Regions from separate parts of the Homo sapiens genome. Here region 1 is linked to region 2. A link is an interaction called in ENCODE POLR2A ChIA-PET data of the cell type or tissue named here. Cell type or tissue: A673. All regions are shown on one strand.

Region 1 (2,500 bases), 53 kb before region 2:
GCCTCTAGGAGGTAACTGCATCTTCCAGGGTTAGGCACAGCTGACGTGTACTTTACCACTTTCCACTGCCCCCCAACATACACCCTCTGCTGCAGCCATGTGGTTGATACCTTAGCAGGGTTCACTAAACAACTTGGGTAAAGTTCTTAATCTCTCCAAGCTCCAGTTTACTAATCTGTAAAACAGTCATGCTAATAATACTTTACTTCTCAGGGTTGTTGTGAATATCAAATGGGTAAATGCTGGGATACAACAATAATAATTCCAGGCCAGGTGAGGTGGTTCCTGCCTGTAATCCCAGCACTTTGGGAGGCCAGTGCAGGAGGCTCACTTGAGCACAGGAGTTCAAGACAAGCCTGGGCAACATAATGAGACCCTGTCTCTACAAAAAAAAAAAAAAAAAATTTTTTTTTAATTAGCTAAGCATTTTGTCACATGTTTGTTGTCCTAGCCACTCAGGAGGCCAAGGAGGAAGAATTGCTTGAACCCAGGAATTCGAGGCTTCAGTGAACTATGATCATCCTACTGCACTCAGCCTGGGTGACACAGCAAGACCATCTCTTAAAAAAAAAATTAGAATAGTCACCATTAACACTAGACACATTTCCTACTTTCTTTCATTTAATCCTCCCAGTAAGTCTACACAGAGATAGTTTATCCCAATTTTGTAGCTCAAGAAACAAGTTTAGAGAGGTGAAGGGAGTTTGTCAGATAACTGAACTGAGATTCAAACCTAACTCTCAAACACGCAAACTGCCTTTGCTGTGACCATTGCACACACGTTACTCATGCCCTGCCAGCTTCACCTGTGAAAATATTGCCTGCCTTTTAAGACCCTTACCGGAATTAAGCTCTCCTCCTGCGTGTTCATTCATACCTTTTGCTTGGCCTCGTGGATTGCAGGAATTTAATCTAGCTTTGCCTGATACAGGGTCAATTTACCCAGGACACACCCTTTTCAGGGGGTGAAGGATGAAGGCAAATTATCAGAGGTCTGGGAACAATCAAATGAGTCCCCACCCAGTGAAGTCACCCACATCCAGAGCCTCTTCCCTGAAAACCCCCACCACTCCTTTTCCTTAGCCAGATCCCCAGGGGCTCACTTGGGTGTTTATTAAATTGAATGAAATGAATGGAGCCAAGAGATCTGGCTTCCAACCCCTGTCCTGCAAATACGGTGTCTGATTTGAACAAGTCATTTTGCCTCACTGAGTCCTACGCTCTGGAAAATGCAGTAGGGGGATGTGTGGATTGGGTGCTTGGTGAAGTCCTACCAATCTTTAACATTCTATGTCTCGAAAGCTGTAGCAAAACATCAGCATGAGACTTGTGGCCAGATTAAGTTTCTTGGAACAGGGTACTTCCTGAGATTATTTTAGTATATGTTCATACATTGTAGCAAGAAGGGGGAAAATGGACATTGAAATCAAAATTTACCATAGTTATGTTTGTCTTCCAGGGAATGTCATATTCGTCAGTAAAGACAAGATTTTTTTTTTTCTAAAAAACACCACAGTCAGCTTTTTTGTATGTGGAAAGTGAGCCTGAGAATCCTCACTCTTCTTTCGGTGTAATTAAATTTTTTTATGATTCCATTTTATCTCCTTTGTTAGCTTATCAGCTAGAATGCATTGTTTTGTTTTGTTTTGTTTTGTTTTGTTTTTTAATGCCCTGGACTAGAAGTCTTTATTTTATTTTCTTTTTTTGTATCATTGAAAGTTTCAATTTGTTATAAAATCATAAAAATAATCCAGATCCATTAAACATCAGAATAATATGTCAACATGTAACATACATTAAGTATAAGTATAGGTTAATTAACTTTAGGCTGATTGGTACATACATCCAAAGCTTTGAGTTGTCTTCCTCAGAGTCATATGATTAAACACAGTGGCTCTAGAAGCCACTGAAGTCAAGACAAGGAGACCTAAATGGGCTGTGATCTGAAGCCCCACACCACTGCATTTCTTATTTCTATGTGTTTGCTTTTTTAAAGAACAACAACAAAAATTCCAAAGAGCATAATGCACTAACATTCAATAATGTCAATTTTACAGATGAAAAAATTGAAATTTAGAAAAGGCAAAGACTCACCTCCTTGCCTAGGTCATGACCAGCTAGTGGTACCTACATGTGTAGCCATGTATGTTTGCTTTCCCCTTTAACCTTTTTGCCTAGCCCAAATGAATTACCCTAGATTCACATTCATTTTATTATTGACAAGTAGTCACGTTCTGTAAGAGATCCTGATGGTTGTCCTCTATAACTTTTCCTTGAAATATAGTCATGTACTGCGTAATGTTTCTGTTACTGACAGACCACATATGTGATGATACTCCTAAAATATTATAAAACCTACCATATTTTAATTGTACCTTTTCTATGTGTAGATGTGCTTAGATAAATAAATTCTTACATTGTGGTAAAATTACCTGCAGTATTCAGTACAGTAACATGCTGTACAGGTTTGCACCCTAGGAACAATAGGCTATTCCATCTA
Region 2 (2,500 bases):
AAAGACCAGTGGGGAGGCTGAAAGATGGCCGGGCCTGTGCTCAGCGAGGGGCAGTAAGGATGGGAGTAGACTTGGCACCTGCTGTTGGACAGGTGATCTGTGAGAAATGTGGTTCCCGGGGATGGTCACAGAGGGAGACCAGCTTCCTGGAGGAGGAAATACCTCGTGAAAGTGCCCAGCAGACCGGACGCGGTGGCTCATACCTGTAATCCTAGCATTTTGGGAGGCCGAGGCAGGTGGATCACCTGAGGTCAGGAGTTCGAGACCAGCCTGGCCAACATGGCAAAACCCTGTCTCTACTAAAAATACAAAAAATTAGCTGGGCGTGGTGGTGGTGCACACTTATAATCCCAACTACTCGGGGGCCTGAGGCAGGAGAATTGCTTGAACCCAGGCGGCGGAGGTTGCAGTGAGCTGAGATCACGCCGCTTCACTCCAGCCTGGGCTAAAGAGCGAGACTCTGTATCAAAAAAAAAAAAAAAAAGAAAGAAAGTGCCCAGCAGATGGACGTTCCCTTTGTCTGGCCTAATGGGGTTCTCAAAGGCCAAGATGTATCGACAGAGGCAGAGGATATATTTCTGGGTATGAATCAGCTCTGAGAACAATGGGGGGTGGGGGCAGCTCATCAGAAACCCAACTCTCCAGGATGAAAAATGAAGGCATTCCTTACTGACCTGCTATCCCATACTTCCCAGCCTCTTCTAGCCACACCACAGTCCGGTGGCTCATTTATGTCCTGGCCATGTCTGTGCCAGGCTCCAGCTGGAACAGGGACCAGTGATGAATTAGACATGGGCCTGGCCTTCAGGAGCTCACAGCAAACTCAGTGAGAGAGATGTGTAAGGTATGGATGCCTCTTTAATTTTTTTAGCAACAGGTGCCAAAGTATCCTGAGAAGAAATTAGGATAATCTATGAAAAACTACCCTATAGCCTCTTGGAACTTGGGTAGAGAAAGGGTGGGATTGTGTTGCATGAGACAAGGGAGGTTTACACACACATATACACACACACACACGCACGCACACATACACATGCATGCACACACATTCACACACACATGCATGCACACACGCAACACATGCATGCACACACACACGCATGCACACACATGCATGCATGCACACACACACACACACACACATATATGCATGCACACATGTGTTCCTAACAAGGAGAAGGGGGAAGACTAAAATACCCTGGGCTGGGAAGCTGGCTGAAACAAGGGAATTTTGGAGAGGAGAGACCTCAGGTGGGAAATCTTAGGTGTAAATTGTGGGAACTGTGCAGTGTACCCCTTCCCCCACACTCCTCACATCCTTAGTACACTGCCCAAATCCCCAAATGCCTGATGGGATTGCATATTTCATGGAAATCAGGAGCTGAAACAGAATCTTGCCCAGCCAGATGAGAAGCAGCAGCACCATCTGGACTGTGTTTAATCAGCAGGAGGCCATGAGACAAATGCCAGGAAGGAGGCTCTCAAGCTTCCAGACATAAAGGAATGGAGCAGAGTCAAGGGCAGTATTTCAGGCTGCAGCAGAAGCAGGAAGCGAAGACATGTGGCTGTGATAGCAGGTGTGTGCTGTTGGATGATGCTGGCGCTACTGCAGTTTGACATTGCTGAAGAGGAAGGTGGAAGAAGGACCAGACCCTGAAGAGCCTTGAACGCTCCCGTCTTCTCTACTAAGAAACTGAGACTTGCCGGACACGGTGGCTCACACCTGTAATCCCAGCACTTTGGGAGGCTGAAGTGGGCAGATCATTTGAGGTCAGGAGTTTGAGACCAGCCTGACCCACACGATGAAACCCTATCTCTACTAAAAATACAAAAAAAATTAGCCAGGCATGGTGTCATGCACCTATAGTCCCAGCTACTCAGAAGGCTGAGGGAGGAGACTCCCTTGAACCTGGGAGGTGGAGGTTGCAGTGAGTTGAGATCGTGCCACTGCAGTCCAGCCTGGGTGACAGAGTGAGACTCCATTAAGGAAGGAAGGAGGGAAGGAGGGAGGGAGGCAGGGAGGGAGGGAGGGAGGGAGGGAAGGAATGAAGGAAGGAATGAATGAAGGAAGGAAGGAAGGAAGGAAGGAGAGAGAGAGAGAGAGACTTTATTCTAAAATCAACAGAGAACCACCAAAGGGTTTTAAGCAGGGAGTAACATCATCAGATCTGTGTTTCAGAAACATCATCCTGGCCAGGTGCAGTGGCTCACACCTGTAATCCCAGCACTTTGGGAGGCCGAGGCAGGTGGATCATGAGGTCAAGAGATCGAAACCATCTTGGCCCACATGGTGAAACTCCGTCTCTATTAAAAATATAAAAATTAGCTGGGTGTGGTTGTGGGCACCTGTAGCCCCAGCTAATCGGGAGGCTTAGGCAGGAGAATCGCTTGAACCCAGGAGGCAGAGGTTGCAGTGAGCCGAGATCGCACCACTGCACTCCAGCCTGGCGACAGAGCGAGAATCTGTCTCAAAAAAAAAAAAAAAAAAAGAAAAGAAAAG

The links. Peaks named below come from ENCODE experiments on the same cell type or tissue, not always from the same donor. Only the 100,000 strongest peaks of a DNase experiment are listed, where the experiment ranks them.
Region 1: POLR2A ChIA-PET joins it to region 2 with 6 read pairs; 4 of 35 experiments call an interaction of 5 or more read pairs at or near these places.

Annotation. Positions count from the first base shown.
Region 1 is chr11:74,523,665-74,526,164 of GRCh38, forward strand. No RefSeq gene overlaps it. Among named protein-coding and RNA genes, the nearest start is that of LIPT2, 31 kb to the left of the region's middle. In A673, no CTCF peak of the experiment used is centred here; no DNase peak of the experiment used is centred here.
Region 2 is chr11:74,576,743-74,579,242 of GRCh38, forward strand. LOC105369386 (a long non-coding RNA gene) reads left to right here. Exons shown (of 3, transcript XR_950302.3): 2 at 696-844; 3 at 1,379-1,638. Among named protein-coding and RNA genes, the nearest start is that of POLD3, 15 kb to the right of the region's middle. In A673, no CTCF peak of the experiment used is centred here; a DNase peak (open chromatin) is centred at 1,459.